Regions from separate parts of the Homo sapiens genome. Here all the other regions are linked to region 1. Evidence: read pairs that join two places in POLR2A ChIA-PET (ENCODE). Cell type or tissue: HepG2. All regions are shown on one strand.

Evidence for each region. ChIA-PET counts read pairs that join two places held together with the same protein. Peaks named below come from ENCODE experiments on the same cell type or tissue, not always from the same donor. Only the 100,000 strongest peaks of a DNase experiment are listed, where the experiment ranks them.
Region 2: POLR2A ChIA-PET joins it to region 1 with 20 read pairs; 8 of 35 experiments call an interaction of 5 or more read pairs at or near these places.
Region 3: POLR2A ChIA-PET joins it to region 1 with 13 read pairs; 15 of 35 experiments call an interaction of 5 or more read pairs at or near these places.
Region 4: POLR2A ChIA-PET joins it to region 1 with 17 read pairs; 4 of 35 experiments call an interaction of 5 or more read pairs at or near these places.
Region 5: POLR2A ChIA-PET joins it to region 1 with 11 read pairs; 10 of 35 experiments call an interaction of 5 or more read pairs at or near these places.
Region 6: POLR2A ChIA-PET joins it to region 1 with 11 read pairs; 11 of 35 experiments call an interaction of 5 or more read pairs at or near these places.

The regions. Positions count from the first base shown.
Region 1 is chr3:58,099,859-58,103,858 of GRCh38, forward strand. FLNB (filamin B) reads left to right here. Exons shown (of 46, transcript NM_001457.4): 9 at 2,345-2,482. Among named protein-coding and RNA genes, the nearest start is that of FLNB-AS1, 69 kb to the right of the region's middle. In HepG2, no CTCF peak of the experiment used is centred here; DNase peaks (open chromatin) are centred at 2,243 and 3,253.
Region 2 is chr3:58,040,504-58,044,503 of GRCh38, forward strand. The region is part of intron 1 of FLNB (filamin B); the gene reads left to right. Among named protein-coding and RNA genes, the nearest start is that of FLNB, 34 kb to the left of the region's middle. RefSeq lists enhancers at 913-1,427, 1,943-2,456. In HepG2, no CTCF peak of the experiment used is centred here; DNase peaks (open chromatin) are centred at 878 and 1,698.
Region 3 is chr3:58,013,142-58,017,141 of GRCh38, forward strand. All of the region lies in intron 1 of FLNB (filamin B), which reads left to right. Among named protein-coding and RNA genes, the nearest start is that of FLNB, 6.7 kb to the left of the region's middle. RefSeq lists enhancers at 449-949, 976-1,489, 1,490-2,002, 2,003-2,516. In HepG2, no CTCF peak of the experiment used is centred here; no DNase peak of the experiment used is centred here; H3K4me3 peaks cover 224 bases.
Region 4 is chr3:58,174,086-58,178,085 of GRCh38, forward strand. LOC124909485 reads left to right here. Exons shown (of 6, transcript XM_047449435.1): 4 at 3,623-3,761; 5 at 3,842-3,922. Among named protein-coding and RNA genes, the nearest start is that of FLNB-AS1, 5.5 kb to the left of the region's middle. In HepG2, a CTCF peak has its summit at 3,794 (motif pointing right); DNase peaks (open chromatin) are centred at 96, 1,576 and 3,796; H3K4me3 peaks cover 1,402 bases.
Region 5 is chr3:58,019,387-58,023,386 of GRCh38, forward strand. All of the region lies in intron 1 of FLNB (filamin B), which reads left to right. Among named protein-coding and RNA genes, the nearest start is that of FLNB, 13 kb to the left of the region's middle. RefSeq lists enhancers at 387-1,369, 1,370-2,350, 2,351-3,332. In HepG2, a CTCF peak has its summit at 482; DNase peaks (open chromatin) are centred at 565, 1,175, 1,955 and 2,775; H3K4me3 peaks cover 512 bases.
Region 6 is chr3:58,050,672-58,054,671 of GRCh38, forward strand. The region is part of intron 1 of FLNB (filamin B); the gene reads left to right. Among named protein-coding and RNA genes, the nearest start is that of FLNB, 44 kb to the left of the region's middle. RefSeq lists an enhancer at 1,671-1,965. In HepG2, no CTCF peak of the experiment used is centred here; DNase peaks (open chromatin) are centred at 1,830 and 2,440.

The DNA of each region.
Region 1 (4,000 bases):
GCCGGAACCCAAACCCACTGTCTAATTGCCTTTAAACACATCTAGGGCTTTTTTAGATGGTGAAGGAGCTGGTGGTGCCCTTCAGACTCTAGCCCCATTTAATGTTTATATGAACTCAGCAATTACTCTTTTGATGTTGAGACTGTTGCACATGTTCATAATTTCCATGAGTGTGTGTGTGTTTCTTAAGACACATTAAAGCCCTCCGAGGAAGTCCTGTCATTGTATTGTGACTGACTTCTGGTATGACCAACTTTTCTCCCCTTGACAAAGAAAAAACAGGCAAAAAAAATTCTAACATATTCCTAAGCAAAGCTCTTTTTTACATAAGAGAGCATTTTGAATAGCTTTCCTAATTCTACTATTGTTTTCCAACCTTTCCTCACTCGTGGACTTCCTTTTTCTTTTCTGGCCTGTACATCCTATACTATTTAGCATTTAATGAATAACCTTTTTCTTTTAATTTACTAACATCCTCTCTCCCACCTAAATGATTTTACATATGTAAAAAAAAAATATATATATATTTGCAGGGGCGCGGTGGGAAGGATACAGGGTCTCACTCTGTCTTTTGGGCTGGAGTGCAGTGGTACCATCATGGCTCACTTGTAGCCTCGACCTCCCAGGCTCAAATGATCCTCCCACTTCAGCCTCTTGAGTAGCTAAGACTGTAGATGTGCGCCACCATGCCTGGTTACATTTTTTACCCTTTTTTTTTCTTTTTCTTTTTCTTTTTTTTTTTGTTTTGTTTTGTTTTGAGACAGAGTCTCACTCTCTCACCCATGCTGGAGTGTGGTGGTGTGATCTTGGCTCACTGCAGCTTCTGCTTCCCTGGTTCAAGTGATTCTTGCCTCAGCCACCTGAGTAGCTGGGACTACAGGTGCACACCACCACGCCTGGCTAAGTTTTTTTGTACTTTTAGCAGACACAGGGTTTCACTATGTTGGCCAGGCTGGTCTCGAACTCCTGATGTCAAGTGATCCACCTGCCTCGGCCTCCCAAAATGCTGGGTTTACAGGCATAAGCCACCATGCCTGACCTAATTTTTCTTTTTTTTGTAGAGGTGGGGTCTCACTCTGTTGTCCAGACTGGTCTTAAACCCCTGGACTCAAGCAATCTCCCCGCCTCAGCCTCCCAAAGTGCTGGGTTTACAGATGTAAATTATTTTATGTTAAAAGAAACTTTATATCACTTTCACAATGGAAAACCAAAGTCACTTGCCATAAAGTGCCACCGTAAGCTTATGTTCATCCATAAACCATCTAAAATCATCTCTAACTCCAAGGGTATGTGTATGACTCTTTGGGAAGCAGTTGTTTGCCAAATAGCCAGCTAAGGCCATTGCAGGAAGGAGGAACCAGAGGAGGAATTACCTTCCGTCTGTGGAGTAGAGTCCCGTCTTCTGGAGTCTGTGACCTTCCTGTATAGAGATTTGTCAAATTTTCAGTGTTAGATTTGGAAAGGAAAAGCCACTTAATAACATGACATTTTCCCCACTAGTCTCCCGTTTCTATTTACTGAAAAGGTTGTCCGTGCTGGGCAGAAGATTTATTCTAGGGCATAAAGGTATCTTTTATCAACCTCTAGATACCATGGAACAGTAGTTCTGTGGACATTTCAAGTAAGGCATATTGGAAGCTATCTTCGCCCTTAACTTTTAGACTTACAACTCTAGGTTTTCAAGCTAGACCCGGAAATGAAATCAGCAATGGTGTTTACTGCTAATTATTGCCTTTATAGCCACCCACATTCTGAAGGCCTTGTAACAGACAGCACGAAAAGATTGGTCTGCCTCAGCCAAGGTGGGGCTGAACTGGTCTCTTTCCAAGCTGTGTTGGTTGTTTTTGCCTGGTTGTTCAGGCGGAAGACAACAACATTTAGACACTTAAAAATGGCTGACCCAGGTTTTGGAACCCAGACAGGCATTTTCAAGTACTGCATTTTCCAAGAAGACTTGAAAAAGTCCAGTCTATCCAATTACTGAGCCCTTGAGTATGGCAGTGAGGTTTGAATAATGTCCAGCACTCGGCCTTAACTCCCTTTCACAAATGAAAGGTTAAATGCTGGAAGCAGGAGCACAGCATGGATTTGCTGTGCTCTCCTGTTTTCTTTGCCAAAGTCACTTTTCTCCAGTCCTTCTGTGGTGTCACTGGACAAAGTTATATTGTGTCTGTATTTGCTAGCCTGGTGTGCTCCCTGAGTGGGACCCCTGGTCTTGGGCAACTACTGCATACTATTTGTGCAAAGCAAATATTTTCTTGGCGGGTGGCTCCAGGTTACCTTGGCTTTCACGACTCTGACTAAAGAATGAAAGATTGAATTGATGTCAAAACTGTGCTTGCAGCCTGCAATCCAAATGCCTGCCGGGCCAGTGGCCGAGGCCTACAACCCAAAGGCGTCCGTATCCGGGAGACCACAGATTTCAAGGTTGACACCAAAGCTGCAGGAAGTGGGGAGCTCGGTGTAACCATGAAGGGTCCTAGTAAGTGTTCCTTTGTTTCTCTATCTCAGGTGTGGTTTTGGCTAACTTTGCAGCCATGGCATATGGATTTCATCCCACGGCCAGTTGTCCTCAATAATCCCAGAAGGCTATGTCAAGGATTTGAGGCTATCTGGGCTCCTTGGGGAAGACGGCAGTGATTGATTAGTAATGTCTGCCCTGGATGCGGCCAGTGGGTGGCTTGACAGCTTTACATTACATCAAGACTTCTGGGAGTAGAAAAAGCAGTGATGTAAAGGAGTTGGGGAAATGCTGCTGTTGGAACAAGTGGCTCATTTTTTATTTTAGACATCTGGGCTCAGAGAGGAAGGCTCTTGCCTAAGGTCATACAGCGTTTGTAATCATCTGAGCTGGAATTCAAGCACAGTCTCCAAAGCCAGTGATTTTCCCACTACAGGTTACATTTTATAGAGTATGAAATTATGTCAAGTACTTAATTACTATGATCAGTGCTTATAGAAGGAGAATAAAATTCCCTAAGATTAAGTTTTCTTTGTAGATAAATGCCATTTGTGGAGGTACAGGTTAAACCCTGCAACCCATTCTCTCTCCCTCTTTTGGGGAAGGAGACAGCAGATGTGGGGATGGGTGTCTTCACTTTTTTCGTTGGAACAGAGAAGCATTTCAGCACTTCTAGTCTCGGGTGTAGCAGCCTTTGGTGGTTTTACTCCCATGCCTGTGGAATCTTGAGCTTCCTGTACCAGGATTGCTCTTACCTTCTGTGTTCCCAACAGGCTGGGGCAGGAGCATTCTGAGCTCCAGAAAGTTAATATTTGACTTCACAGCACCAGGCTTTGGGTCAGGCTGTGCCCTGAGGGTAGCCGAGGTTCTAGACTGCCCAGACCTGGAGTCAAGCTGCTTGGGGACTGTCTTCCCTCCCAGATTATTCCAACAGGAGCCAAGGAGGGTGTGTGTGTGTGTGTGTGTGTGTGTGTGCACGCGCGTGCATGCCTCTGCGTATGTGTGCGTACGTGTGTGTTTTCTCCTGACCTTGAATACTTGCTTGACTCAACGGCTTTCCTGGCCAAACCTCAGGGCTCAACACAAAACAAGTTCCTGCCTGATGGCTGGGTTTGGAGTTTGCAGCGTCACATCTAAAACCTGTCCTCTTGCAGATAGCGTCTGAGGACTTTCTTGCTTTTGTTGTCCAGCTTTAGATGGAAAAGTATACGCTGGAACACTGAACCTAAAACTCATACCAAATACTTCTAAAGGTTTACTTCTTCCCCAGTTTTTGTGGGGGACTAGGAAGGGTAGCTATGATTATTGGGAAATACTGAAATGTGACTGGATTTATCTTTATGCAGGCCCAGGGAGTTCAGGACCTCAGGGCCCCTCGTAGCCAAGCAAGATTTCTAAAGCCAATTAGCTGGGAAATCCTCCATTTCCTCATACCTTGAAGCAGAGATGGCTGTGTTTTTAGCTTTGAAATAATCTCCCAGGCTTTGAGGGGAGAGGTCCCATACTCTGGGGCAGCCCACTTGGTTTTTATGTATGGTT
Region 2 (4,000 bases), 59 kb before region 1:
TTGTTGTTGAGATGGAATCCTGCTCTTGTCACACAGTCTGGAGTGCAGTGGCCTGATCTCGGCTCACTGCAACCTCCGTCTCACTGGTTCAAGCGATTCTCCTGCCTAAGCCTCCTGAGTAGCTGGGACTATAGGCGCATCCTGCCATGCCTGGCTAAGTTTTGTATTTTTAGTAGAGACGGGGTTTCACCACGTTGGCCAGGCTGGTCTCGAACTCCTGACCTCAGGTGATCCACCCACCTCAGCCTCCCAAAGTGCTGGGATTACAGGCGTGAGCCACCGTCCCCAGCCAACATGGTTTCTTTAAAATATACTCCCCGCTCCATCCCATTCATGTGTGGGAGTTGAGCTGCATCTGGGTTTTTCTTTTCTCTTTTTCTGTAAATCTTTATTGTATTTTTTTTGGATCATAGAATGGATACATGTTTCTTAAAGTTTGATCATTATAGAAACTTAATTAGACTATTATTTGAGTGCTAACCATAGTGAGTGAGTGCTTACTGTGTGCTAGGTGGCTTTTTATGCCTCATGTCACTTACATGAGGTCTGAGGAACGGTGTTAATCCCGTTTTGCAGCTGAGGAAACTGAGGCTACATTTACGGTCACCTAGCTGGCAAGCAAGTGGCTGAGCCTGGAGCAGCAGCAGATCTGGGGAACTCCACAAACCAGATTTCTGTGTGGTATCCCTGTGGACACAAGGATTTAACTTGATTCTTTTTGCTTTCAGTATCACTTTATGATATTACAATGAGCTTGCAGTATTTATTTTCAGAAGAAAAGCCAGATTATTCCCATTTATGAGAGAAGCAGCCAGGTGGGCAGGGATTTCCAGCGCTGAACCAGCCAGTGTGTGCATTGTCTCTTCCCGCTGAGCGGCCCTGGTGTGCTGGGTTAGTCTGTGAGCCACAGGAAATGTTGTCAGGGCCTCTGGGCTTTTGGATGTCAGCAGGCCTTCAGTGGTGAGGAGGTTGTGGCTGGACTCAGAGGACTCCTTGCTTTTGCTGAACGACCCTCCCCACCAACCACCACCACCACCACCAGTGGGACTAGCCCATGAGCTGTAAGCCAACCTTTTCCTTCCTAACTTAATTTTCCAAAGAATAGTAACTTACCCACCACCACTGCAGTCACTGGGCCGGGAAGACAAGCACTCTTGCCTTGAATCCATGCCTTGAGCCAGTAGCCTTGACCCAGGGTAAAGCAGTTATGTGCTTGGGTCACCTGGGTCATGTTTTTGAAATTGCCTCAAGCCTACCTTACAAATCCTTCCTGGAACCCTGCTTGGCTTTTCTTTGTGGGCTTCCCTTAGGAGGGAAGCTTCCCGAGCAGCTTGTCTTGACTGTAGCCAGCTGGGTGGTCCCAGCCACAGAATTTAACTGTCAAACAGCACCAGAAGGGTTCCTCATCCAGCTGTCTTGCCCCAAGTGCCCTCTTTGCTTTCTTTTTAGAGAGTTCTGAGACTCATTAGAGAGTTTAGAGATTTTAGCATTCTTGAAGTTCTTTCTGTGGTCAGTTTGGTGAACCACTTCATTTCTAAAGTTTCTCAGTTGACCCCATTCTTCCCCAGCTTTGCATTCTCCATGAAGCCACCTGTGTTTGGTGTGTATGGGTTTTCTGCAACCTAGGTTGAACAAGTCCTCTAGAATCCTGAACAATTGGTGATTCATGCTGGCCTGGTTTTTCTAATTGGCCTGGAAATGTGGCTGTAGTGGACACAAGTGGACTTGGCCTCCTCTTTGATGCGGGTAAACTTTAGATTTGCATTAGCTCTGTTTGATTAGAGGATCTTACTGGTTTTTGTTGTTATTTATTTACCTTTTAGGAGCTTTAGTCTCTGTAGGTTTTTTTTTTTTTTTTTTTAAAGTCCGGGTCTTACTCTGTCACCCAGGCTAGGGTGCAGTGGCATGATCACAGCTCACTGCAGCCCCCACCTTCCTGGGCTCAGGTGATCCTGCCACCTTAGTTTCCTGAGTAGCTGGGACTACAGGCATGTGCCACCATGCCCAGCAAATTTATTTCTACTTTTTGAAAACAGGGTCTCACTTTGTCACCCAGGCCAGAATGCAGTAGCACGATCATGGCTCACTGCAGTCTCAACCTCCCAGGCTTAAGGGATTCTCCCACCTCAGCCTCCCAAGTAGCTGGGAGGCTACTTGGCATGCATCACAAGGCCCAGCTAATTTGTGTTTTTTCTTGTAGAGGCGGGGTTTTGCCATGTTGCCCAGGCTGGTCTCGAACTCCTGGGGTCAAGTTATACTCTCTCCTTTGCCTCCAGCCATGAGCCGTTCGTTGCGCCTGGGCTAGTCATTATAGATTTATCCCTTCTTTCATCTCATGCTACAAAAGCAGTTCTTGTATTTTTACCCGACTTGTGATTTTCTACTGGGAATGTTTGTTTGTGATGGTTAGCAGGGTGCTGAGAGGGAATTAATCCCAGGAGGCCCAATATTGGGCCATGTCGTGCTGTTGAGCACAGTCATTTGACACCTATAACTTCTCATCAATTCTTCTGATAGACTGAGGAGGAATTGGGAAATTTCCTAGAGTTTTGTCTGCATTATTGGGTTGTTTTGAGAACATAAACCTTAAACTCTAGCTATGTAAACTGGATAAGTCATTTTGGTAATTTGGCATTCCTTTTTTTTTTTTTTTTTTTTTTTGAGACAGAGTTTCACTCTGTTGCCCGGGGGAATGATCTCTGCTCACTGCAACCTCTGCCTCCCAGGTTCAAGCAATTCTTCTGCCTCAGCCTCCCAAGTAGTTGGGACTACAGGCACACTCCACCGTGTCCGGCTAATTTTTGTATTTTTAATAGAGACAGGATTTCATCATGTTGACCAGGCTGGTAATTTGGCATTCTTTTGAGTACAAGTGAGAGAAACTCACTTGAGCTGGCTTAAGTGAAAAAATTCTTTGTCAGGAGAGTTTTGTGAATTTCTGTTTAGTGGCAAGTTGTAGAAACCACTTGAAACTGCTTAAAGGCAAAAGAGGGAGCCACTTGTCCCAGTAACTGAGACATCCCAGAGCCGACTGCCCCCAAGCATTACTTGGTCCCAAGTTTCAAACGGGTCTTCAGGGTTTGATCTCTCTCCTCATCTCCAGTCTGCTTCATTCATTTTGGCTCTATGTGGTGGCAGAAGGGCTTCTGGCATCTCTGGACCTTTATGCCTCCCAGGTCCAAACCCAGCCAGAAAGGAGAGTGAGAGTGCTGAGTGCAAAACTCTCCTATAGCTCCTATACAAGTCCAGGATTTGCTATTAGACTCCTTGAATTATGTGCCCAGCTCTGAGCCAATGGCTGTGCTTAGGAGGCTCCTGTCTCATGCACCCACCCCAGTACTGGGCATCAGAAACAACCAGTGATCCCTATAATGAACCACGGGTTCACAGACTTAAGTGTAATCCTGCAGCAGGGCCTCAGGAAGACTTGAAACCCAAAATCAGAAAGCCATGGTTTCTTGTCTTCCTGGTGTCTGTTTTGTCCCTTCCCTCTGTAGAGGAGTCCTGCTATCACTGCAGGCAACGGGGCTGCCCTGCAGCTCCTGCTGTTTACATTTCACTCGGTGTAGCCATAGGCAGAGACCTCAGGGAGAACCTGATTCGGCTTGGATTGAGTCAGGTTCCACCCCAGTCCAGTCAGTTGTGGACTGAGAGGTGATGAGGCTGGGCCCTTTAAGACAAATCTGGGTGGGTGGAGTCTGTGCTTAATGAAGTTGTGATGTTAGCTGATGGCCCAGAAGGGACTGGTAGGTGCCTCTCATTGTCTGGTTGGGAAGCATTCTCTTAAGTCCAAGATGATGATAAATAGTATTAGGCCAGGTGCCGTGTCATGCCTCTATACCCAGCACTTTGAGAGGCCAAGGTGGGAGGATCGCTTGAGCCCAGAAGTTCAAAGCCAGAGTGGGCAACATAAAGAGACCCTGTCTCTACAAAAAACAAACAAACAAACAAACCAAAAAAACCCCACAACAATTAGCCAGGCATGATGGCGCACACCAGT
Region 3 (4,000 bases), 87 kb before region 1:
ATGGGGCAGTCCAGCCAGCTGGGAGGAAAAGGGGTCTCTCAGCCCAAGAATGATGATCAAGGCCTAGAAGTTTGGGTGGTGTGTTTTGTTTTGGGCCTTTAGAGAAAGGAATTGTTTCCTTTTCAGAGGATGTGGTCTAACCCTAAAGTTTACTTGACTGACTTAAACCAGGCCAGCGCCAGAGCAGGCAGGGTGCGTGTTCCCAAGACTTCGGGTCACTAGGCAGCTTCCAGGGTGGTGGGTCACTGGTCCAGTCAGCTCCTTTTCCTTCCTCTCCCTTTTGTGCTACTACTACCAAAATAATTTCCAAATAACCTTAAGTTCTGCTCTTTCTTGCATGTCTAGCAGATGCCAGCATGTCTTTTGGGTAGTACAGAGAGTGCTTAAAAAGTAGCAAAGTTGGCCGGACGTGGTGGCTCATGCCTGTAATCCCAGCACCCTGGGAGGCCAAGGTGGGTGGATCACCTGAGGTCTGGAGTTTGAGACCAGCCTGACCAACATGGAGAAACCCCATCTCTACTAAAAATACAAAATTAGATGGCCGTGGTGGTGCATGCCTGTAATCCCAGCTACGTGGGAGGCTGAGGCAGGACAATAGCTTGAATCCAAGGGCAGAGGCTGTGTTGAGCTGAGATCATGCCATTGCACTCCAGCTTGGGCAACAGGAGCAAAACTCCATCTCAAAAAAAAGTAGCAAAGTAGCATGCTTTGTCAGAATTATTAATAACAAGTTGTGGGCCATGTACAAGGTGGCACATTAGCATTCAATGTCACTTGTGTAGTAGTTAAGAGCAAGGATTCTTGGTTCAAATCCCACTTGCCACTAAGTAGCTATTAGAAACTTCTGTGCCTTGGTTTCCTTATCACTAAAATGGGGATAATAACTACCTTCTTAAAAGGCTGTTATAAAGATTAAACAAGTTAATAATTTTTAAAGTGCTTGGCACAGTTTATGGTACATAGTAAGTGCTCTGTGAATGCCTGTTAATTAAATAAGGCACTGTTTAATAATCTCAAAAGTCATGCCGGAAAGGTTTGCACACTGAAAGGGCATTTGAAATCAGCGCGCTCTGGGGAGAACAGCTTGGTTGGCTAAGGTTGATCCTACTTGCTAAAATACGGCTATGGACTGCCTAGAGGGTGTCACCTCCTTGAAAGGGGCTGCCCCCTGCTATGTTATGGCTGCCTCCAGGGCCCATTCACACCAGCTTTGTTTCCAAGCTGGACAGGGAGCTCCAGGCGTCTGGTCATTCCAGCCTCCCACCCCTTTCAGGAATCTCTGGGCCAAATCACTTCCAGATGGTGGTTGGGCCTCTGTGGAGTTCTCCCAGCAACGGCGGAGCCAGCATGCCAGTCGGCAGCCGCCTTCGTTCTTGGAGAGTCTGAGCTAAAGGAGGGCTTTGATTTGGAGCCAAATTGTGTCTCTTGGGTCCTGGTTTTGTGCTGTGAGGCAGGTACCATGGAGTGGGCTGCTGGCTTAGTTGAGGATGGCTGCCCTGCTCCTTAGGGGAGCAGATACCCAGGGCCTGGAGCCTTTAGGCCCTGCCTCCAGTAGCTCCATGGTCAGGGTGCCAGTCACCTTGCGTTTTCTTTTTCTTTTTTTTTGAGATGGAGTCTTGCTCTGTCGCCCAGGTTGGAGTGCAGTGGCGTGATCTCGGCTCACTGCAACCTCTGTCTCCCGGGGTCAAGCAATTCTCCTGCCTCAGCCTCCTGAGTAGCTGGGATTACAGGCGTGCGCCACTATGTCTGGCTAATTTTTGTATTTTTAGTAGAGATGGGGTTTCACCTTGTTGGTCAGGCTGGTCTCGAACTCCCAACCTCGTGATCCACCTGCCTCGGCCTCCCAAAGTGCTGGGATTACAGGCGTGAGCCACCGGACCCAGCCAACTTTGCTACATCAGTTTCCAGGTAGCATATCCTAGGCAAAACTGGATGTAGCCTAGTGATTCAGGGCCTCGGTCTGAAGCTAGACTGTCTGGATTCTAATCCGCACTCTGCCTGATACCAGCTGTGCAACTCTAGTCCACTGCTTTAACCTTTCTGTGCCTGCTTCCCTGTCTATAAAATGCAAGAGCAAAATAGTTGCTATCTTAGAGTTGCTGGGAGCATTATATTTGATGAGGTTAAGTTATAGCACAGTGTTGTCATTATCACTATGAATATTGTGCTTTTGGACCCAAGTCCAGGACTTTGTCTTGTCTTCTGTCTATTCTCTGGCCAGTCCAGATATTTTTGGAATCCTATTGCTGTCATCTGGTGTGTTAGCTGTTCCCTTTCTCCAAGTTCAGAACGTCTGATGAAGATGTCTCCCAAGATCCTTTCTTCCTTTCCTCATTCAACAAATATATGAAAGCCCATCTCTGAACCAGGCCCTGTGCTGGGTGCTAGGACAACAGGAATGAGAGGATCATGTCCTTTGCTTGCCTCAGATACTGCTCAGAGGAGAAGAGACAAGCAAGCAGGGAGAGCCATGCAGAGGAGAGCTGCTCAAACCTTCAGGCCCATGCTCATCACCTGGGGACTTTGTTAAAAATGCAGGTCTGATTGAGTAGGTGCTGGGGTGTAGGCTGGGATTCTGCGTTTCCAGTCAGCTTCAGATCCTGCTGTCTGTGCACCGTGCTGTAAGTAGCAAGGATCTAGGTGCCAAGCCCTCTGAAAAGGAGGAGCACCTGCCCCTAGGCTGGGTATGGGTAATCTAGAAGGTTCCCTGGAGGAAGGGACCTTTCAGCTAAGACCTAAAGCGTGACTAGAATTAGGCAGGCAAACAGACATTTACACAGGAGCAGACGAGTGTGTCAGTTTAGAGGTCTTGATGCTCAGGTCAGAGGGGCAGTGGAGGGGTGGGCAGGGCTGGTTTACCAAGGGCTTTCTGAAACTGGAGGCTGCCTATGGGGTATGCTCCTTGAGTTTGTTTGTTTGTTTTTTTTTTTGAGTTGGAGTTTCAATCTTGTTTCCTAGGCTGGAGTGCAGTACAGTGGCATGATCTCGGCTCACTGCAGCCTCCATCTCCCGGGTTCAAGAGATTCTCCTGCCTGAGCCTCCCAAGTAGCTGGAATTATAGGCATGTGCACACCTGGCTAATTTTGTATTTTTAGTAGATATGGTGTTTCACCATGTTGGTCAGGCTGGCCTCGAACTCCTGACCTCAGGTGATCCACCCACCTAGCCTCCCAAAGTGCTGGGATTACAGGCGTGAGCCACGGCATCCAGCCCCTTGTTTAGTGTAGGGTAGTAAACCCAGCCAAAAGGGGTCGTTTATCTCAGGGGTCTCACCTGTTGCTCCAGTCATTCCTATTAGCAGAAAGTTTTGTATGTGCCCCTTCCTCATATATATATATATTTATATATGTATTTATATATATTTATAAGTTATAAACATACTCTACTGTCAATTTGTATATTAAATATTAGTAAATCTTAGTTTCTTTTTAGATGACAAATCCAAATATAAAATCTGTTTTTTTCCTGGCTCTAACGGATTATCTTATGTCCCCTTGGGGTGGACATACCTCTTTTGGAGGCTCCCGTGAAGGTTTGTGTTTCTACATTTAGTTTTTTTCTTTTTTCCATATTCTTGTTATTCTGCTTTTAATTTTCATCTTTGAGTATTCTAAATTAAGGAGCTGGATCTGTAATTGTAACACCTTCCCCCAACAATAAGTTTAACTAATGAAAATATTCAATGGAATGAGCCATTTTAATCTAAATGGGGCTATTTCCTGCTTTTATAATGATTACAGTTGCTTTTCATGACATTCTACTAGAAGCCATCTTACATTACTGTTGTAAATCTAGTTATTCATTAAACGGGCACAGTAATCCCTAAATTGGCTCAGGTTATTGTATAATAAACAACAATACTTTCTTCTTCAGGAGCTTGAGAAGTGATCTTGTATTTTTAAGGTGCCTAACTAACTTTTCATGGGAAACTGAGTCCATGTACTGGGAAGAAAGCTTTTTGGGGAAAATGATTAGAAAACCAAATGGGTCTCTTTATGAC
Region 4 (4,000 bases), 74 kb after region 1:
TAGAAGCCACTGCCTCCTGTTACATCAAAGACATCCCAGGGTGGGATGCACCTCTTTATCAGTCAATGGCTAGGACCACAGGGCAACCCTTACCTGCACCTGGGCTTGGCTGCTATGGAAACCAGCTGTTTGTGCAAATACCTTGAAAACTTTGAAACTTGACCCCGGACAGGCCTGGTGCCAGGTCCTTTCCGACTTTTGTGTTTTCTTTCCACCTTTCACTACTGACTTTGCCTCTTTCCTACCAGGAATGGACAGGGCCGATGGAGGTGAAGCGGACAGCAGCTGCACTGCCCTGTAGAGATTCCCAGGCCCTGCCCACTTCAAAGCACACAAGCCCACCTCTTCCTCATCACATTTCCCTTTGCAACCCAGGGAGGCACTCACCAGGATGCTGCCAAGAAGGAAACATTTTATTAACATGTTTCTTTGTTTCCGATGCACTTAAAACACTTGGGCCTCTTGACCAAGTCTAGTTTTAGGACTTCAAAGGGGCGTTGAAAGCCACATTTTGATGACTTTGGTGTAAAATGAGTAGGGCATATCGGGATTTAATTTCCCTTGAAAGTTGCACAGACTTAAAAATTAGCAGAATAGGCTAGCAGAATAGGCCGGATGCGGTGGCTCATATCTGTAATCCCAGCACTTTGGGAGGCCGAGGCAGGCGGATCACCTAAGGTCAACAGTTCCAGACCAGCCTGGCCAACATGGTGAAACCCCCTCTCTACTAAAGATAGAAAAATTAGCTGGGCGTTGTGGTGCAGCCTGTAATCTCACTACTCAGGAGGCTGAAGCAGGAGAGTTGCTTGAACCCGGGAGGCAGAAGCTGCAGTGAGCTGAGATCGTGCTACTGCACTCCATCTGGCCTAGGCAACAGAGTGAGATTCCATCTAAAAAAAAATAAAACAAATAGTAGAATAAAGGTTAAAGGCAAAATGAGTGCTTGATCCTTGTCAACCCGCCAAGTTTATATTAAAAATGGGGAGTGTTGCTGTTAACTGAAGTGCGCATTAGCCTCAGTTCTCAGCCCTATGGAAGTAGAGTCAAGGAAAGAGATGGAGTCTTTCCAAATCTCCATTAACTTGGAGGGGGAAGAGGCTGTATAATCTGTATATTTCACGAATGAAAACTCCCAGAAATTAGTATCTTATGCAGGTATTTTTTCCCTTTCACAGTAGTAAATCATAATTTGAGGAAGTAAAAATGTCACATTGGGGGCAGTAAGGGCTCAGGCAAGCCTGGATTCAGTTTATTTTTCTGGCTTTGTCCTAAGGATGCTGCCTAACGCATGGTGGGAGGAATCTTTCTAAACAAAGAGATCCTTCTCTGCTTCGTGATAAGGCTTTTGTCTGAGCCCCCAGGCCCACGGGGACCGGCTCATGGGCATGGAATTTAGGGAGACCTACTCCACAGCCCTCACACCCTTTTTCTCTCTTCCTCAAGAGCTCTCAAGAGCAGGCAGGAAATGGAGAATCTACGAGCCTGACTTGTGGCACGGATCCACATATCCAAGGGTGTTTTGTATTTTGGACTCGCTTATCTCCCCGGGACAAAGTACAAAGATGAAAGAATCTGCAAGCCTTTTGTTGCCCATGTTTCTCCCTCTGCCCTGACTGCCTTGCCAAGATACCAAAACACCTCTCCCTGTCGGGGGCTGCCCTCCCTTTCTAGGAAGTGGACGTGCTTAGGGCAAAGCTGGTGCTGAACCCCGGCAGGGTGTATTCAGAGGAGGAGAAAACCTCAGCAGAAGCACCAAGTCCTGGAAATGCCAGCTTCAGGCCCAGCTACAAGCAGCCTGCTCCATAGCAGCAGAATAACCTCGTGTAGCAGCAGCATTCAGAGAACAGCGGGTCACATGCTGCAGGTTCAAACCGGATTCCAAGCCCAGCGCTGCTGCTTACCAACCGAGATACCTCAGGCGGTCACCTTCTCTGTGCCTCACTGCTCTCATCTGTAAAATACGGAAATAATGGGAAACTTCCATTCTAAAATCAGATGAACTCCAGAAAGGCATCTCCCCCTGCCTCCCTCCCGCTCAGCACATCCACCCCGCAACTGGCCTGGGCAAACTTTCCTCAACCCAAAGCTGTTGAGAGAGGGACTGCCTGAGTGTTGCAGAGATTCGGCTCCCCAAGGCAGACTGGAAGGGGCACCCCAGCTAGGGAAAGGGAGGCTTATGGAGAAGCCATTAAGCGTGGTGGCTCTAAGGTTGGGCTGGGGATTCAAATCCTGGCCCTGCCATGACCTCTGGCAGGCAGGTCACTGATCCTTCACAGAAAACTGTGCCTCAGTTTTCTTTCCAATGAAATGGGGTAACAGGACCCACCCCATAGAGTGTTCTGAGAACTCACTGACAAAATATACGTAAAGAGCATTTCAGGCCAGGCATGGTGGCTCACTCCTGCAATCCCAGCACTTTGGGAGGCCAAGATGGGTGGATCACTTGAGGTCAGGAGTTCAAGACCAGCCTGGCCAACATGGTAAAACCCCGTTTCTACTAAAAATACAAAAATTAGCCAGATGTGATGGCATGTGCCTGTAATCCCAGTGGGGAGGCTGAGGCAGAAGGGTTGCTTGAACCCAGGAGGTGGAGGTTGTGGTGAGCCAAGATCACGCCACTGTACTCCAGCCTGGGTGACAGAGCGAGACTGTCTCAAAAAAAAAAAAAAAAAAAGGCATTTCACAGAGTCCAGTACATGATAAGTGTTCGTGAAATTACTATTATTGGTGTAAAGGAACTAAGACATTAAGTTCTGAGTCCTAGGAAAGCAGTGTGGTGTGGCAGACAGAGTCTTGGTCTGGGCATTAGGGTTAGGCAGTATCAGTAGGAGTGGGTGGGGTGGGGTGGGCCAACCACAGAACTCTGTCTGAGGTGGGATGTTGGTGGCCTCAGGGAGTGGCCAGAAAGGTGGGAGGAGAAAGGGGTGAGTCACATGCACCTAGGAGGGCTCCAGCCCACATGCCAGCCTGTTCTTGTCCCCTGGTTTCAGAGCTTCACCATTTTCCCTTTGCATAGGCCTAGGCCAGTGACAGACCTGAGGGCTGCTCCCACACTGCGCCATCCCAGGGATTGTTAGATGGATGGAGCTTAAATAAGTTAATAAACTAAGAGTAAGAAAATTATCATCGTAAGTAACACTAACGCTATGCACTGAGACTTACTATCACATTTTTTAAAGGAGAGTTTGTCAAGGCTCAGAAAGGTTTAGTGACTGGCCGGGCGCGGTGTCTCACGCCTGTAATCTCAGCATTTTGGGAGGCAGAGGCAGGTGGATCACTTGAGGTCAGGAGTTCAAGACCAGCCTGCCCAACATGGTGAAACACCACCTCTACTAAAAGTACAAAAATTAGCCGGGCGTGATGATGGGCGCCTGTAGTCCCAGCTACTTGGTAGGCTGAGACAGGAGAATCGCTTGAACCCGGCAGGCAGAAGTTGCAGTGAGCCGAGATCGCGCCATTGCACTCCAGCCTGGGCGACAGAGCAAGACTAAAAAGAAAAAAAAAAAAAAAAAGGTTTGGTGACTTCCCCAAGGTCACACAGGTAGTCATTAATGGTCAAGGCTGTGTTAAAACTCGGTAAACCTGTCTAGGAACGGGGCCGTGAAGTTGTGCACGGCTCCAGACACAGAAAACAGAAGCCAGAGGAGGCTCTCCTAGCGGGCCGTTGGCCTCCTTGGGCCCGCGGAAGGCGGCCCTTTGGGAGCGCCTCTCTGCACCGTCCCAGCTCCGCTCCCCTCTCGGGGAAGTTGTGGGCCTCGGGGGTGAGAGGACGACTGCCTGGGTTGTCGTGGCCGCAGTGACCGCTAGGGGTCGCCTTGGACACGCGAAATACGTCCGCGAGCGGAGTCCCTGCGGTGGGGAAGGCGCGGGCTCTCCCAGACCAGGAGGAGGGGGACCCACCCACCTCTCTTCTTCTGCGCTGGTAAGTCCGGGGGCTCCAGCGCAGAAGCTTCGGGGGTGGGGCAGAGAGGCTGTCTGGAGTTCTAGCAGCAGACTCCGC
Region 5 (4,000 bases), 80 kb before region 1:
GCCTGAGTCTTTCAGGCAGCTGTCTTCACTTTGGCTCAAGTAAACTCTTTAATAGTTTAAATTTTAAGCCTCTGCCTCTTTCTTTTAGGTTGACATCTGTTTCCATTTTACAGATGAGAAAACTGAGGCTCAGCTCTGCCTCACTTTACAGGTCAGGCTTAATCCCTAATCCCTGCCTGCATCATGCTGTAAAGGACTTTTGTGTCAAAACTGAGTTTCACACTCTGTAAAGTAAAATAGATATATTGTAGTGAGAGGGTGTAGAAGAGACTGTTTTCTGCTTCTGTGGATTTTTTTTCTTCCTGTTTTGCTTTGCTCCAAACTTTACTCATTTGCGCTTGATTCATGTGAAACTGAAATTTCCTTCTACAGAACAAAACTTTTTGGGGGCTACTTACCATATCTTTTCCCACACCGTGGAGCTCTGACTGGGACCTTTTCCAGTTTTTGGAGACATTGCTCCAGTTCTTTCCCTGCCTTTGGTTTCCAGGGGGCAGTAATGTCACCGCAGGTGTGGACAGTAGGGACCAGCTAAAGGTTGCTTTGGAGGAGGTGGGCAGGGCTTTTGTTTGTGAGGTCTAGAAACCAGAGGTGAGGAAGGAGGTGTCCCTGGAACTCCCCCTGGCTGCAGGGCTCACAGCACACACCATGACACCACAGGGGTGTGTGTGTGTGTGTGTGTGTGTGTGTGTGTGTGTGTGTGTGTGTGTTGAGGGGAGTGTTGTTGAGAGCCAACTATGCCAGGAGATCCTTGGTGACAGCGGACATAGGCACAGCTATGCTCTGTCAGGAATGAGTTCACCCACACCCTTTTCTTCTGCTACCTTGTTTAACTGGTGGGAGGGTGTGCTGGGTTGTGTTTGCTGGTGAGCCCAGCAACTGCACCCTTCTTTCCAGGCCTAGCACCCAGCCTTTATCAGTCTCATGGCCCTGGCACAAGTGGGCAGCCTGCTTCCAATCCAAGCAGGCAGCTTTCCGCTCATCTGCAGGTAGCCTCGTGCTGTGGCAGCACAAAGTTGTGTGAGCCAGAGCTGAACTTGTGATCCCCACGGGCATCTCCTGAGGCGCACCTCTCCTGAGAGAGAAAGCTGGTCCGTCCAGCCCATTCAGGGCTCAGCCTCCCCAGCCGTCGCAGGGCTGGCTTGCTGAAAGGTCTGGGTGTTAACACAGCACTCCTGTTCTCTCTCTCTGAAGGCCCTTTATGCTGGCATGAATTCCTTTTCTCATAGAGATCTGAAAGCTCTTTTGACTAAATGGGTCACCTTTCTGAGTATTTTCATAAGGCTGTCAGCCTTTACCATGCCAGACAAGTTTTCTGGAATTTCCTTTCCAGAAAAAAAAAAAAAAAAGGCTACTAAAGAGGTTGGAGTTATTTGGAACACAGGGTGGAATTCTGGCATTCGAACTATAGGGAAACGGGTGGGGATTTGTGGCAGGCACTATGTAAATTTGCCGCAAGCCCATAAATTCAGACTTTAAGATGAAAGATGGCAAGCAGCAGTCAGCTTTCCTTCAACAGGCAGGAACGGTGCTACCTTCCGCCTGTGCTGAGTGTGACTGAGGGAGAGGCAGGCCTCCTAGGGAGGCCGGGGCAGGAAAGGTTTCTTGGTGGCTAAAATAGGATTTCTCAGTTTCCCCCGTGTCCCAAGAAAATAAGTTCTTATCATGCTTGTACCACACTTCTTGTGCGTATCACCCTGGTTTCCCTGCACCTCCTTGAAGTGGTTTATCAGATTCCAGGGACACAAGAATGGTTTGGCATCTACAGCCTATTGTGGGAGCAGGGGCCCGGCCTGGTGCTTCTTGCCCAGGAACAAACTGATTGTTCCCTTGGTGTGGGGTAAAGCAGGCCAGAGTATGGGACCAGGCCCTGCCTCCCAGGGGACCTGAGGTGCAAGGTCTTTGAGCTGAGACCCTAAAAGGCCTTTGTGAGTCTGTAGTGCTATCAGTTGAGCAGAGTTCAGGGTTCTGTTTACAAGATTCCCTCTCAGCAGAGGCAGGGAGGGGTACCTGCTGGAAGACCAGGAATGTGCTGCTGCTGGGATGGGGGCCCTCGGTGGAGCTTCTAGCCATCTGGAGGCAGAACCCAGAATGTGTTCTGAGTGAGGCGCCTTGGCAGAGTTGGCTTGAAAGCACCTAGGCAGTGGCTTGTCACATTCCTTATCTCCACCAAAGGAGGCAAGCTAGCACCTGGGGGATGGCTCTCCCATCAGGGAGTCCTTTACAGGATGTGATCCAGGTGTCACATTACACTTCCTGCAGGTGTGCACCTCTTACCTAATTGTCTCTCCTATCCCTTTTTCTCAGCACTATTGTCTGACATCCATGGGGAGTCACACCCAAAGTTGGGCATGAGGTCCTCTCCTGGGCACCCAACACCTTGTTTTTTTGTTTTTGTTTTTTTTGGAGATAGAGTCTTGCTCTGTCACCCAGGCTAGAGTGCAGTGGTGCCATCACAGCTCGCTGCAGCCTCGACCTCCTTGGCTCAAGCGATCCTCCCACCTCAGCCTCCCACGTAGTCAGAATTACAGGCACACACACCAACACTGCTGGCTAATTTTGTATTTTTTGTAGATTCGGTTTGCTATGTTGCCCAGGCTGGTCTTGAACTCCTGGGCTCAAGCGATCTGCCTGCCTCAGCCTCCCAAAGTGTGGGGATTACAGGCATGAGCCACCTCACTTGGCCACACTGCCCTCTTACTGAGCCGTATTGGTGTTCTAAATGGCCTTCTTACTCTCCCACGGGTCATCAGTGCTCCAGGGGCAGGCGCTGTGTCTCTTGTTTACCTCTGTGGCTCTGACCTTGGCACTTAATAGGAATTTAATAAATAACTTGTTAAATAAACAGTCTCTAGTATAATAGCTTGAGTATTAAGACTGGTACATTGACTTATTTGCAATTCAGAAAATGCAAAACAGTGGTTCTTTGCTGCCTTTAGTGAAGTGGGAATTATATGTAGTAGACAACTGGGTCTGGGGTCCCAGTGGAACACTTCGTTTTTGGACTGTGATGCTGAACTTAAAGAACTCAGCAGTTCATGTTCATTCTCTGGACATCTGTGATTTGCTTCAACAACTGTTAGAGAACAAGGCCTTTTCCAGGTGAAGCTCAGAAAATGAATTTAATAGGAAATTACTGAAAGTCACAATCATAGTAACAGTTTCATTAGTTACAGTGAATATAGAGAGAGCCCATACAAAGTACCAGGCATTGTGATAAACGCTTCTTACTAATAGCTATACAAAACATCATTGCAATTCTGAGAAGTAGTTATTGTTGTAATTCCCGTTATGCAGATGAGAAAACTGAGGCACACCCAGATTGGCCAGTGAGTGTGTGGTTATTACTCAGATTCTTGTCTGAGATTTTAATCTTCATATTTTACTGCTTTCCCAAGGAAAGCCATCAGCTCAGCAAGTCTTTGAAATTTGCTTCTTTTTTTTTTTTTGAGACAGAGTCTTGCTGTGTCTCCCAGGCTGGAGTACAGTGGCGCAATCTTGGCTCACTGCAACCTCCGCCTCCTGGGTTCAAGCGATTCTCTTGCCTCAGCCTCCCGAGTAGCTGGGAATATAGTTGCATGCCACCACACCTGGCTATTTTGTATTTTTAGTAGAGACGGGGTTTCACCATGTTGGCCAGCCTGGTCCTGAACTCCTGATCTCGAGATCCACCTGCCTCGGCCTCCTAAAGTGCTGGGATCAGGCTTGAGCCACCGAACTCGGCCTTTTTTTTTTTTTTTTTTGAAATGATGTCTCCTTTTGTTGCCCAAACTGCAGTCTTGGCTCACTGCAACTTCTGCCTCCTGGGTTCAAGTGATTCTCCTGCCTCAGCCTCCCGAGTAGCTGGGACTACAGGCACGTGCCACCATGCCCAGCTAATTTTTGTATTTTTATAGAGACAGGCTAAGCTTGTCTTGAACTCCTGACCTCAAGTGATCCACCTACCTGGCCCTCCCAAAGTGCTGGGATTACAGGAGTGAGCCCCTGTGCCCAGCCTGAA
Region 6 (4,000 bases), 49 kb before region 1:
CCTGGCCTCCATCCCACCTGACATTCAATGTCAGATTAGAATTTGGAAGACCCTAAGTCTCCAGATTGGTGCACTGGGTAGCTCCTGAAATGGGGTGGCTGAGACAGGTCCTCTGTGCCCCCTTCCACAGCTTCCTCTGGGGCCCTTCTGCTCACTGGCATGTGCTTCTGGGCAAATAGGCCTCTCCCAGCATTTGTTTTGGCTCTGTGAAATGGGGTAATATTTGTTCCTATTGCGGGTGAAGCGCTGCTGTTGGGATGCTCAGGTAACTCACTCCGTGGGTAGCTGATATTGCCTGGGCAAGTGGCATTTTAGAGGAAATCTGTGCCATCAAAAGAGTTGGACCTGATCACACTTTTGCTTTTGAATATGCTTTGTCCCAGCCTGGCCATTCGTCACTTGGGACCCCCTGAGTCTCTCTGACCCCACTGTAAAATGGATATGCCATGGAGTTGTCCCAGGAATCAAGGGCAGGTCCTCTCCAGTGAGTGATGGGCTTGCCTCTCACTTCTCTAACACCCTTCTGCTTCCTTGTGTAAGATTTCACTATTAGTGGCTATTCTCTTTTACAGAAGAAAAAGGGAGACGCATGCCTCTTCCAGTTCACTGTTCACCATTGCAGCATATTTATTCCAAGGGACTGGCCGAATCATCCCTTTCTTTGTTAGAATGTGGTTTTGTTGCCTTGAGACAAGTGGCCCGCATGTCTGCACTGAAGGAGGCTTTGCGCAATAGCCTTGGGCACCTCCGGTTCTGCAAGCATGTACAGTACTTGCTCTCCTTTCCCTTTCTTTGTATACTTTTTCTGGTCTGCTACGTGTCCATCTGCATGTGGATAAAGGGTCGTCGTCTTGAGTAGTGATTTTGCTGTGATGTGATTCCTGTGAGGTCTAGTTGCACACAGTGATTCCGAAGGTAGACCCAGCTGGAAAGCTTTTAAATTGCTGATACTCCAGCCCCACTCCCCAAGAGATGCTGATTTTGTTTTGTTTTGGGGAGGGCAGTTTTTTTGGGTTTTTTTTTTAAGCTTTTTGATGTGTAGCCAGGGTTGAGACTGAAGTGATTTTTGTGAGTAACGGAGAAGTGTTAAGGCTTGAGAAGTTGGAAGAGCCATGCTTGAGATAGGACCAAGGTCATATCCCCGGCATTAGCACAGAGCAACCCTGACCTGTTGGAGAGTTGGGCTGGATGGATGCGGTCAGGGGAGAGACTCGCTTTATTTTATTTATTTAGAGATACAGTTTCACTCTTGTCACCCAGGCTGGAGTGTAATGGCACGATCTCGGCTCACTGCAACCTCTGCCTCCTGGGTTCAAGTGATTCTCGTGCCTCAGCCTCCTGAGTGGCTGGGACTCCAGGCACGCGCCGCCACACCCTGCTAGTTTTTGTGTTTTTACTAGAGACAGGGTTTCACCATTGTTGGCCAGGCTGGTCTTGAACTCCTGACCTCAGGTGATCCGCCCACCTCGGCCTACCAAAGTGCTGGGATTATGGGTGTGAGCCACTGTGCCCAGCCTCGACTCGCTTTATTATATCCACACTTGGAATACAATTCGGATTGATTGTAGTGGGGCATTTTATAATTAGGAAAAATTAATCAGGAAAAATCACTCCATGTAGATTAGTACCACCATATGAGGGGACAAGAATTTCTTCAGATTAGGAACTTCTTCCAACAGGACTGACAGGGTCCAAAACTACTCTTGGATCCAGCTTTAAGATGGACCCAGCCCACTGTTGAGTCCCCTCTGAGGTCTTCTCTCTGTGGATGGATTTGATTGTTAACAATGGCTGAGTCATGTGGCACCCAGCCCGGTGAGTAAGACAGCTGAGTAAGAGGGGAAACAGGGCCTTTGGTCAGAAAAACCAGACTGACTTCAGTCTTATCTGTTTAGAGAAGCCCCAGAAGCTGCAAAAATTGCAGCTTCCAGACTTTAGTGTGCCGTGGTCATGACATCGGTGTGGATGGCAGGTTGTCATCTGAGCAGTCAGGGTGGCAGCACACAGCTTGCGGGCTGGCTGATGGCCGAGGTGTGTGAACTGACCTGCCCCAAGTGACTTCAGTGCTGGGCACAGCATAGGAGCAGTACTAATGATATGGACAGTATGCTCAGAGGACGTTAGGGAGCACAGCTTTGTGTAAAGGGCATGCCCTGCCCTGTCCGGATTTAAAGCAGCTATAGCACTGAAACCCCATGGTCACCCTCGCATTTCTACACTTCTGCCTGTGCCAAGTCTAGTTTGTGTGCCTCCTCCATTTTGTGTGTACATGGGGGTATTTTTTTCTGCTAGGCAACTGCTATTTATGCCTCTCAGTACTGTACTTAGTGTGTACCATTCCTGCAAGGTATAGACATTGTCAGCCCATTTTACAGATGAGGAAAATGGAGTTTTTGAGAGGGTGAGATCATTCAGTGGCAGAATGGAATGTTAACCCAGGTAGTCTAACCTCTCTGCTGTAGATCTGATGTCCATTTGAACTTTAGACTTCCCATCTGTGTCTACAGTCTAGCCCTTAAAAAATGTGATAAACAGGTTTTTAGGTAAGTCTGTTAATTTCAGAAAGACATTATTATTATTTTTTAGAAAGTTAGAGCTTATGTTAGGGCTCAGTCTATCCTCCTGCCTCAGCTGCCTGAATAGCTGGGACTGCAGGCACATGCCACCATGCCTGGTTAATTTCTGTGGTATACATCATTGATTACTGAGAAGTCACAGTCCGTTGTTAAATAACTGAGCTATTCATAGCCAAATCATTTTTAAAAACACAAATATAAGCAAAAACAAAACATTTATTTATTTATTTATTGAGACGGAGTCTCGCTGTCACCCGGGCTGGAGTGCAGTGGCGCTATCTCAGCTCACTGCAACCTCTGCCTCCTGGGTTCAAGTGATTCTTCTGCTTCAGCCTCCCCAGTAGCTGGGACTACAGACACCCACTACCATGCCCGGCTAATTTTTTTTTTATTTTTAGTAGAGACAGGGTTTCACTGTGTTAGTCAGGATGGTCTTTATCTCCTGACCTTGTGATCTGCCCGCCTCGGCCTCCCAAAGTGCTGGGATTACAGACGTGAGCCACTGTACCTGGCCCAAACATGTGGTTTTTTTAAATGAAAGTGTGTTCATTTTACAAACAGTGCATTCTTACTAATTTTACAGGCCCTGTGCTAGGGACATGGCCTCGTCTTCCGCTATCTTAGAGTGAAGAAGTAAAGACAGAGAAAGTGTTCACAAGTTGCTGCACAAGTCTCATTGCAGTGCCTCCCAGAGGCGCGAAGAGCAACACCTTTCACCTGGGCTGTCCTAGAAGGCCCGTGGCAGGGTGGGGTTGGTGAACACTGGGGCTTAAGGGGGTGAATTCAGAAGACAAAGGACCTTCTGGGCAAAGAAGGGCCCAGTAGTGGGAAGTGCAGGAGTGTGAGAGTGCCTGGAATTGCCCACTCACTGGCTCTGGAGCTTGGTGCTGAGTGCTTGGGAAGTGTTGGGAGGATCAGTTATATTGCTGGCTGGGTTCTAAAGAACCTCCAAAGTTTACATAAAAGTTACCTTTGATTTGACTGTTCTACCCTCCAGTCACGTGGCTAAATTAATTAAATCAAATTTAAAATTAAGCTCAGCCATACCAAGTATATCCAGTGTTCAATAGGTACATGTGGCTTGTGGCTGATGCACTGGACAGTGTACATATAAAACATTTCCATCGTTGCAGAAACTTCTATTGAACAGCAGTTGTATTAGTCCGTTCTCAACACTGCTGTGAAGAAATACCTGAGACTGGGTAATTTATAAAGGAAAGAGGTTTAATTGATTCCCAGTTCCACAGGGCTGGGGAAGTCTCGGGAAACTTACAATCATGGCAGAAGGGGAAGCAAACATGTCCTTCTTCACATGGAGGCCGCAGCAAGGAGAAGTGCAGAGAGAAGAGGGGGAAAAGCCCCTTATAAAACCATCAGATCTTGTGAGAACAGCAGCATGGGGGTAACCATTCCCCTGATTCAAT